Regions from separate parts of the Homo sapiens genome. Here region 2 is linked to region 1. Evidence: read pairs that join two places in POLR2A ChIA-PET (ENCODE). Cell type or tissue: OCI-LY7. All regions are shown on one strand. Each heading gives the region's core, and the rest is flanking DNA. Links, peaks and the distances in the headings are about the cores only.

Evidence for each region. ChIA-PET counts read pairs that join two places held together with the same protein. Peaks named below come from ENCODE experiments on the same cell type or tissue, not always from the same donor. Only the 100,000 strongest peaks of a DNase experiment are listed, where the experiment ranks them.
Region 2: POLR2A ChIA-PET joins it to region 1 with 5 read pairs; 7 of 35 experiments call an interaction of 5 or more read pairs at or near these places.

Annotation. Positions count from the first base shown.
Region 1 is chr17:77,034,870-77,040,239 of GRCh38, forward strand. No RefSeq gene overlaps it. Among named protein-coding and RNA genes, the nearest start is that of SNHG20, 51 kb to the right of the region's middle. In OCI-LY7, for the core only: CTCF peaks have their summits at 193, 2,100 and 2,304; DNase peaks (open chromatin) are centred at 2,132 and 3,252; H3K4me3 peaks cover 1,995 bases; H3K27ac peaks cover 2,542 bases.
Region 2 is chr17:76,874,298-76,879,667 of GRCh38, forward strand. The region is part of intron 2 of MGAT5B (alpha-1,6-mannosylglycoprotein 6-beta-N-acetylglucosaminyltransferase B); the gene reads left to right. Among named protein-coding and RNA genes, the nearest start is that of MGAT5B, 8.6 kb to the left of the region's middle. In OCI-LY7, for the core only: no CTCF peak of the experiment used is centred there; no DNase peak of the experiment used is centred there.

The DNA of each region.
Region 1 (5,370 bases), core at 150-5,149:
TGCCTTGACCATTGGGGGCACCAAGCGGCCTGGATGGGGAGTGTGGGGCAGGGAAGAGGGTGAAGAGGCCCCCAAAGGGAGCCCAGGATAGAGATCTTCGGAGTGGGGGTAACCCCTGGGGAGTCAGCCCCCTCCAGGCCCAGCCCTGGGATCAGGAGGCTCTGGGCCCCCCTTTGCAAACCCTCCCTCAGAACTGGCTATAAAAAGTGGTTTGCTCTGGGCTGTGGCGGTGATAAACAGTCCCCAAAGACTCAGGAAAATGTCTGCAGCTCACCAGCTGGTTCTTCACTCCGAGCCATTACTCTGCAGGGCAGGTCTCAGAGACTGGAGGTAAGCCCTGTGCCCCCTGCCGAACTCAAAGGGGCTCCTGTGGGTGAGGCCCCACGTGGGGGCCTGGCCCAGGGCCTCCTGCCCCACTGTGCTGTGCAGAGATGAGGCGGCAGAGGCTGAGAGGGGCTCAGCCAGCCCCCACCGGGGTCCTTATGCCACAGTCATGGCGTCATTTTATCAGCAGTACCAGCTCACGAGTCTCGAACATTTACCTGGTGCTGAGACCTGATCTTGGTACTGCAGACTTGAGCTCATTCTGAACTCATGTGCCCAGGTGAGAAAGATGCCATTATTAACCTCTCATTTTACAAACAGGCACAGAGGAGGCAGTGACTTGAGTAAGGCCACACAGCTCGTAAGCAGTGGAGGTGGGATTTGAACCCGGGTCCATGTGACTGGGTGCCTCTGCGAGCAGTCACCCCCTCTCCTGTACCAAGGCTTTCTGCAGACATCTACTTCCTCTCTGTGTGAATTTTCCCAGAGTGGGACCACCCCTTCCCTGACTTCCCCCACTCCCACTGCTGCCCCTCGCCCAGCCGCTGCCACCTGGGATTGCCTTGTCACCTCCCAGCCAGGCTTTGCTTTGGGGATGGGAGTGGAAAGGTAGGCAGGAATGGCTTCACTCTTTTGCCCAGTGACCCTCTTAAACAGGGCTTCTCACGCCCCACACCAGCCACTGTAGGTGTCACAGAGAAGGGCTGGGTCCTGAATTTCCTCTTCTCAGGATCTGGCTGAGGGAGGGCAAGCTCGGTGGGAGGAGGCTCTCGAGGTGTGCACCTTTCTCCCTTAGCTGGAAGCAAGGGCATGGATGGGGATCGTTCATTTGAGGGTGACCCCAGGAAGCAGAAATGAAGGACAAGCCAGTAAAGGTTGTGTTAGGAGCCTGAGGCTCAGACTGCTGGGGACTCGCTAGGAGCTGCTTGGGATGTGCCTCAGCATCACCTCCCACCCCAACACACACGGGCCTGGATGCGGCGACTCCAGGCCTCCGTGTTCCAGGGTTGTCCCAGGGGACGTTGGCCCCTCTGCATTTTGGGACTGCCCTGAGTGTGGGCTGAAGGTGGAGACAGTTCAGGGCAGTACTTGGAGGTGAACAAGGACTGTCCCTGGGGTCCCCATTGTCTCGGCTGAAATCAGAGGCCAGCAAGCACCTGCTGCCTCTCCCCAAGACACACCATCCAACCCTCCGGCCCAGCCTTCCCCTGCCCTCTCTGGACGTGCCAGGCCTCTGTGCCGTCCCCCAGGCTCACCCTTCTGCACCTCTCCTCACTACAACACTCAACTCCAGCATCACCTCACCTTCCAGGGAGCCAGTCTCTCCGTCCTCTGCAACCTGTAGCCATCTGCACAGGCCTCTGCCACCAGGATAAGAACCATTTGGGAGACACTCACTATGTGCCAAGCACAGCTCAGCGGTCTATGATGGGATCCATCTAACACCATCACACTCTGCAATGGGCTCATGAGCATCATCTCTTTACAGACAAGGAGAGATGCTCAAAGTCACATGGCTGGAAAGCGCAGGAGGCAAGATTTAAAGCGACTCCTGGTCTGACCTCAGCTGACACAGAGCCCTTAACGGGCAGCGCTGGAATCACTGGTGCGATGTCCATCTCTCCCCTGGACAACAAGCCTCTAGGGCAGGTGGGGAGTGCACAACAGCTGCCCGTCCACATTCCTAGCACCCAGTGCTGTGCGGGTGCGTGGTGTGCACTCAGATGGGAAGGTGTGCACACAGGCCGACAGATGGAGTCCAAGCTCTTATGCCTTTCAAACTCTCACTCCCACAGGCGGCCGCCGGCAAAAATAGCCAGCTCATTTGAATAGAAGGGCAGGAGGAAAAGACAAGAACCCAACTTCAGACAAATGGAAATTTTCAAAAGAGGAAGGCAGCGGCCAAGCCCGGCGGAACACAGCTCCAGCCTAGCAATTTAGCACGATTAACTGAAGCCGCAGCCCCAGTCAATATAATAGTGGGCGCATTATCAGTTTTGCCACAAACCATTATTCATTATCTCTGGGTTGTGTTGGCTCACCCTCAGCCGGCTGGAGCGCCGCGGCTTCTCCTGCAGCCAGCTATATTGTAATCAGTCACATTACAGAGAAACGTTCCTGGAGGAAATCGTGCCATCGCCTGGCGTGTCAGCTGCTCGCAGATCGGAATAGGAATGTTCCAAGGTGCAGTAATGTGGTGTGACATTGTGCGAGTTAATTTATAGAAAAATTAAACATCATTTGGAGCCGAGCAAGGGAGATGAGCGGGGGACTGGCTTGGTTTCAGACAATATTTAAATGGCCTCGGGGTATTGATTCTGCAGGAAATCTTTGCAAGGACTCACGGTGGTTAATAAATGTTTGTCCAAAATCCCCCAACTCAGTCTAGACGTGCACAATGAAGACTTAGAAAGCAAAATATAGCTCCAAATTGCAAGCGTTTCTTTGGCGTAATGAGTCTTAGAGAGATGTGGGGAACTTGGAGGAGGGACGCTGGGAGCAGCTAGGGGTGGGGGTGGGGGTGAGAGAGCAGAAGTCACCAACTAAGAAGACAGATCCCGAGTCCCCTCCATGGGCCAAGCAAGGTGCTGGGGCTGCCAGGATGGGGCCACGCAATCCCTGACCTTGAGGGAAAGAGGAGACAGGGCAAAAATGCACCTAACCAAGGCCAAGGTCTGACTGGAGCAGCTAGGGAGATGCCCTGATCCCTTCCTCTTCACCCTGTGGGAATCCTCCACACTACACAGTAGAAGGTGGCCAGACACATGGCACCAATACTGGACTGATGAGACACCAGCTTATTACTAGCAGATACTTCTGGAGGAGGAAGACACTGTGGGCCATGCAGGACCACATGAGGGTACACCCCAGCGCAGAGTGAACCAGAGGGGCTGTGAGGGGCAGCCTTTGTAGTAACAAAAGGGTGAGCTGCCCTCTGATTGGCTTGTTTGAATAATGCTACTGGCTGGCAGGGAGGTGAGACCGTTAGATTGAAGACACGTGGGGCGTAGCCAATCTAGCTGATGCGGGAACCAGGTAAGCAGCCTTTCCTGCTGGGTGGGGGGGCGTGCCTGGTGAGAACAGGAGGCCTCACAGCTACTAGGCCCATTCGGGGCTTTGTGGGGCTCAAAGATATCAAAGCAGCACTTGTTGATTTTATTTTATTTTATTTAGAGACAGAGCTCACCTTGAAGCCCAGGCTGGAGTGCAGAGGTGCAGTCGTAGCTCACTGCTGCCTTGAACTCCTGAGCTCAAGGGATCCTCTTGCCTCAGCCTCCCAAGTAGCTGGGATTACAGGCATGTGCCACCATGCTCAGCTAATTTTTAATTTTTTTGTAGAGACAGGGTTTCTCCATCTTGCCCAGGCTACTCTCAAACTCCTGGGTTCGAGCCATCTTCCTGCCTTGGCTTCCCAAAGTGTGGGGATTGCAGGCATGAGCCACCATACCTGGCCAAAGCAACACTTAATATAGCATTTTTTTTTTTTTTGAGATGGGGTCTCGTTCCGTCGCCCAGGCTGGAGTGCAGTGGAGCAATCTCAGCTCACTGCAGCCTCTGCCTCCCAGGTTCAAGTGATTCTCCTGCCTTAGCCTCCTGAGTAGCTGGGATTACAGGCACCTGTCACTACGCCTGGCTAATTTTTTGTATTTTTAGTAGAGATGAGGTTTCACCATGTTGGCCAGGCTGGTCTCGATCTCCTGACCTCAAGTGATCCGCCCACCTCGGCCTCCCAAATTGCTGGGGTTACAGGTGTGAGCCACCACGACCAGCCTTAATATTGCATCTTGATTTGGAGCCTGGCAGGGCAGGAGGTGCAGGCGAGGTGAGCGTGATGGGAAGGGAGCACCCCCTGCCACGTGGATGGCTGGAGGTGCTGAAGGCCGCTTGGATGGGTGGAGGTGCTGAAGGCCGCGTGGATGGGTGGAGGTGCTGAAGGCCGCGTGGATGGGTGGAGGTGCTGAAGGCCGCGTGGATGGGTGGAGGTGCTGAAGGCGTTACAGAGCAGGCAGCATTGGAGGCTGGCCTTGAAGGGTGAGTAGCATATCAGGACAAAAATGAGAGCAAGGGCTTCAGAGCTGAGAAAATCTCATGAGTAAAGGCACAGGGACAGGAGACAGTGCAGGGCTTGAGAGATGGGTGGGCGGAGAGCCTGCTGTGAAGAAGAACATAAGGTGTGGGAAGGGGAGGCGGTGAGGGGCCGGGAAGGTGGGAGGCAACAGATTGCAGAGGGTCAGGGGGCAGGAATTCTTCAACGTAGAGAAGAAAAGATTCAGACAGAAAAACAACCCCTAGCTGTGGTGGCTGTAATGATCACCAGTCTATAAAGGACTCTTACGGAGAAGTTGGTCCCCACATGCTGCAGAGACCACCTGGACCTAAACACCCCTCAAATGGTGACTCCCAGCCAGGGTTCTCCCTGAATTCCAGACTCAGATGCCCAGAGAGATCTCAAACCACCGCTCGTTTCATGAATGCCTGTGAGTCACCAGGCAGAGTGTGAGACCTTGTGGGTCCATCAATGGATAAACCGAAGAGGGTCCTGCCGTGAGGCGCTCCTCTTCCAACCTTTGCCTCCCTAGAAGGATGTCAGCAATGCCTGGGCAAGTCCACACTGAAATGCACGTTCCTGCTCTTTCTCTGCAGAGCCACATCTCCTACCAAAGTCTCCAGAGGGGTTTGGAGCCTGCAGTTCCAAAGCTTGAAGCCCCGGTGTCCTAACCTGGCTGCTCATGTGGCCTGATCTGCCAAATCCGGCATTGGCCATGTCCTGCCATTACTGCCAAAACGTTTCTCAGATCTGTGCCTTCTGCCTTCCCCTTTCTTGTGATCACAGGCTGGTTCAAACCTGTTCAAATAGAGGGACACGGCCAAGCGCAGTGGCTCACGCCTGTAATCCCAGCACTTTGGGAGGCCAAGGTGGGTGGATCACAAGGTCAGGAGATCGAGACCATCCTGGCTAACATGGTGAAACCCCATCTCTACTAAAAATACAAAAAATTAGCCGGGCGTGGTGGCGGGTGCCTGTAGTCCCAGGTACTCAGGAGG
Region 2 (5,370 bases), core at 207-5,206, 160 kb before region 1:
TGGATGTGTCGAGTCTGAAATGGGGGCACTGCAGCAAAGCGTGTTTATGAAAGAGGACCAAGGAGGTGCTGGAGTGTCTGTGTGGGAGAGGCTGAGGATTGAGGTGGGTGGGGATGGGAGGGAGCAGTCGTGAAGGTGAACCGGAAGGGTGGCTTGGGGAAGGGCTGGTGGGAAAAGTGGTGCATGGGAAGATGGGGTGTAGACAGAGATTCATAAACTACCTGGCTGCCACCCCTGGAAAGGAGGTGTGCCTATCTGGGTGGGCTGCTACAGAGGCCTTGAGGAAGTTGAACCTCCAGAAAGGTCAGGGGTCTAAGAGGTGGGAATTAGGGATGGGGGAGAGGAGGGGTTTTTGGCCGGGCTCTGGTTTTTATGCCTATCTCCCTAAGGGGGTTAGAGAGTCAAGGTAACTCACCTACCCCATGGCTCTTGCCCCATCTGGGCAGGATCAGACTCAGTGCCCCAGAGTGCAAGGGGTGTAGGAGCCCTGCTGTGCTCGGTGCTATGCAGTTTTGCCTGGGTATGGGGGTGGGGGTCCAACCCCAGCTGCAGGTCTGGGTCTAAAGATGGATGGAACCACATAGGAGAGCACTTGCCCAAGGTCATACAATTGGACTAGAGGTGTGTGTGCATTCGTGTGTACATGTGCATGTGTGTGCATGTGTGTGTGCGTGTACGTGGTCTTAAACTTTTTAATGGGGTATCATATACACAAATGAACAATCCATGCAACTAACAACCCAGAGCAAGGACCAGAACGTGATCAGTCCCCAAGTGTCCCCATGCCACTTCACAGTCATTACTCACCCAAGGATAGTCACGACTTGACTTCTGATCACATAGAAGAGTTCTGCCTGTTTTTTGGACTTTGTGAGCATGGAATCGTTTCAGGAGTTGATATGGTTTGGCTGTATCCCCACCCAAATCTCATCTTGAATCGTAGTTCCCATAATCTCCACCTCTTGTGGGATAGACCCTGTGGGAGGTAATTGATTCATGGGGGTGGTTTACCTTGGTGCTGTTCTTGTGATGGTCAGTGAGTTCCCACAAGATCTGATGGTTTTATAAGGGGCTTTTTCCCTTTTGCTCGGTACTTCCCCTTCCTGCTGCCATGTGAAGAAGGACATGTTTGCTTCCCCTTCCACCATGATTGTAAGTTTCCTGAGGCCTCCCCAGCCATGCTGGACTCTGAGTCAATTCAACCTTTTTCATCTATAAATTACCCAGTCTCAGGTATGTCTTTAGTAGCAACGTTGAGAATGAACTAATAGAGGAGTAGTCTTTTGTGTGTGTCTTTTCTCTCAGTAGTACATGTGTGAGACTCACTATCTTGTATGCGGTTGTAGTCACTTGCACTTTTTTTTTTTTTTTTTTTTTTTTTGCTGTGTAGCCTTCCATTGTGTGAGTACACCACCATATTTTTATCCATCCGACCATTGGTGGGCATTTGGTCGTTTCCAGTTTTGGGCTTTTGCGAACAGTGCTGCTATGAATATTTCAGTGCACGTCTTTTGGTAAACATACGTAGGCATTTCTGTTGGGTATACCTAGGAGTGGAGATTCTACGTGTTGTAACATTAGTTCTCAGACCAAGTTTATCCAAGCCAGTCTTTTCACATTTCCCAGGCCTCAGAAGCTGAGTGCCTGGAATACAGAACTGAAGTCCGGGAGAAGGAGGAGACAGACAAGAAAAGGGCCGCTGAGAACCCAGGAGAGCTGACCCTGATTCACTTTAGATCCCGACTCGCATTGTCCTCCATGATTTCTTTCATACCCTTGGATCAAGCTAATCTGCTTGGGCAGACCCAAGGCAGGGACTCAGGCCGGGAAAGCAGTGTGCAATGTGGGTTTAACATCCTGATCCTGCAAGAGAAGCCCCTCAAACTACATCCCCACGCAGTGCCTGGGGCAGCCCTGCAGAAAACCTAGGAGGTACCAGCATTTCCACTTAGGAGATGCCTGAGGGAAGGATTAGGGCTTCACGGGGAGGTGCTTGGCAAATTGCTTGGCTGAATCAGGCCTGGGGAGGGATCTTGGAAGTCCTGGGCCAAGGTTGGATTGTTGGATAATGCACGTTTTGTTACCCAAAAGAAATCTGCGGAGTCTAGACAACCCCAGAGCAGAATCAGGAGAAGGAAACCCTCTAAGGCCCTGCTATTTAGAAAAAAAAAAAAAAAATTGCATTGGTCAACAAAACAATCTGTGTACAAATGGGAAAAACAATCTCTCCTCCCCTGTCAAACCGGTGACAGAAGTGGGGTCCCACATGGACTGTGGCTGCGAAGGGAGAGGGAGGAGAAGGCTTTTCTCGAAAAGAAGAGGAGGGCGTCATTCAGCCTCTTGTGGACTGTGGTCTATGTGTGGGGCCTCCAAATTCTCCTCTGTGCCTGTTTATACTTCATGATAAACTGCGTACTTTGGGGATGAAATGTGACTGACATCTCATTCTGTATTCTGCACACTCATCTTAAAGATTCAAGAGAGGAGGCTGCATGGGGAATCATGACCCGGAGGAGATCTGACTTCTTTCCCTCTTGCTGCATTTGGGCTGGGCCTGGGCTCTGGGGAGGGCTTTCCGGCATTGCCCCCTCCCAGGCAGCTCTGCCCCACTTCCCACCCCAGGTCCTCCTCCTGTTTCCTGCCCTTCCAGCCCTTCTCGCCTAGGCCTCCTTCCCCATGTGGCTGCAGATAGTGCTGTGAGGCTGTTTCCTGCCCTCTGACTTGTCTTGAAGAAGCAGTGGTAGGAGGCTGGGTGTGGTGGCTCACGCCTGTAATCCCAACACTTTGGGAGGCTGAGGCAGGTGGATCACCTGAGGTCAGGAGTTCGAGACCAGCCTGGCCAGCGTGGTGAAACCCCATCTCTACTAAAAATACAAAAATTAGCAGGGTGTGGTGGCACGTGCTGTCATCTCAGCTCCTCGGGAGGCTGAGGCAGGAGAATTGCTTGAACCAGGGAGGAGGAGGTTGCAGTGAACTGAGATTGCGCCACTGCACTCCAGCCTGGGTGACAGAGCAAGACTCTGTCTCGGCTTAAAAAAAAAAAAAAAAAAAAAAGTAGTGGTAGGAGGCTATCTTTTGGGAGGGGTCTGTAGGCTGAAGGTCCATGGCACAGCTGCATGTGTCTACTGGGCCCTGCCAGACCTCCCAGGCCTCCACCAGGGATTGAACCTGGGGAAGGCTACCTGGCTCTGTGGATGGCTCTGGCTCTGGCTCTGGCCCTTGGTACTAAGGGGCCCTGGGGCTCTTCTCTCAGGCTTGATGGATGGGGGACCGGGGCCCGGAGGTCTGAGGAAGAGCCTGGTGTGGCCTCCCACGGCCTGTCCTTGTCTTCTCTGCTGCCCGGAGCCCAGAGCTCCCGTGGCCTCAGCTGGTTTCTGCGGTGAGCGAGTACAGAGAGATAAATGTGCGCATTTCTCCAGCTGCACGAACACCCAGTCACAGTTCCCTTCTCAGTGCCAGGGAGGTCTCTGCTTTCTGGAGAGATGGGGGCTCATTCAATTTCCAATGGTAAAGGGTGGGGATGGGGACAAGAAAAGGGGGACGAAGGAGGATGAGAGAGACAGAGAGAGACGAAGAGCGTCTGGGGAGGAGACGGGGCCTCGGTGGGTAATAAACACATCCCGTCTGTAAATGAGAGGATCTATTTGTATCTCCCAGCGTCCCAGCTTTCCTTATTTATATGGAAATATGGAGGGAACGTGTGCCTGTTCTGAGTTGTATCACTGGGGCCTCACATTAGATATATTTCAATTTAGCTGATGCCAAGAGTGGTGAAGTGACTCTGGGGAAGCGATGTCAGCTTGCTCTGCTGACAGTCCCGGGGCCAGTGGTGGCTTTTAGGGGAGTGGGTCACTGGGGGAGAGTCGGCCTGACCTGCTTCCCTCCTGGGTACCCACCCCCTGCCTAGTCTTTGGGCATTTCCAGAGCACAAAATGTGCCTGGTACCCCGAGGGCTCATTGGGAAGGGGTAGGGGCTGTCTCCCCAGGTCTCAGGGGTTTCTGGAGTTCCATGCCATCTGCAGAAGATGGGAGCAGCTCCTGAGCCCCTGGCACGGGGGGACTTGGTCCAGTCTGATGGGGTGGGGCTTGAAGAACTACAGAAGGGGCATCTGGTTCCGCAGGCATGGTCATCGTGAAACCCAGGCTGCAATGACCCATGCCTCTGTATGTCCTCAGGGTTTTTGTTTGTTTGTTTGAGAGAGGGTCTCGCTCTGTTGCCCAGGCTGGAGTGCAGTGGTGCAATCGTGGCTCACTGCAGCCTCAATCTCATGGGCTCCAGCAATCCTCCCACCTCAGCCCTGAAAGTAGCTGGGATTACAGGCACATGCCACCATGCCCAGCTAATTTTTGTATTTTTTATTGAAAAGGGGTTTTGCCATGTTGCCCAGGCTGGTCTTGAACTCCCGAGCTCAACCAATCCATCCACCTTGGCCTCCCCAAGTGCTGAGATTATGGGCATGAGCCACTGCACCTGGCCTGCTGCCAGTTTTTATAGGAGCGTTTCTTTCTTTTCCCATTTCTCTAATCTCCGGAGGCAATTAGGGGAAGACACAGAAACAGAAGTCAGGGCGATAGAGACTCAGAGCTCAATGAGCCCAGCCCCCTCATTTTACATGAGGGTAAATTGAGGCCAAGAGAAGGACGGTGACCTGCTCACCTGTCTGGTCCGCAGCAGAGCGGGCCTGGAGTCCAGGCTTCTGCCCCATCCCCCTTGACTGGGCCCATGCCACCATGCTGCTGCTGCAGCCTCCACTTTGTTGACTTTCAGGGGCCTCTGCAGCTCTAGGCCAGCCCTCATAGTTTTTGGCCCATCATCTGTTTTTCAGCCTGCTCAATGGGACTGGGAGCGTGGGGTGTGGGTAGGGAGCTGTGACCGTGAGGTTTCTGGGAGGGGGCTCAGGCGATAGGCAGGGGCAGAGGAAGCTTGGGGTGGGCTTGGAGAGTGGGACCAGTAGTGCAGCAGGCAGGGTGCCAGGCCTAAGGCGCTCCAGGGAACACAGCGTCACCCCAAAAGCCACGCTGTGGGCTCAGCACCACTGGGGTGCTGCGTCTGCAGGAACGAGCTGCTGACCAGGCTCTGTGGTCAGTCAGGCCTGAGTGCTCTGGCCACGGCACCGCTATGGTGTCCCAGCTGTGAGACACCTTATGGGATGAAACATTCCTTTTTTCATCTCAGTCCTTTGGGGAAGGGACTACTCCAGCCCGAGCTATGAGCGACAGCCCACCAGGGCTGCCCAGTGAGGCCACGCAGGCTGTGCGCTGCACGACTCCACGACAGACACCCTTTAGGCGGCCACAATACCAGTGGTGTCCTGTGGAGTTGTAGAAAGCAGTGGCCAGGCAGGTCATCTGATGTCCTCCAGTTTTTTT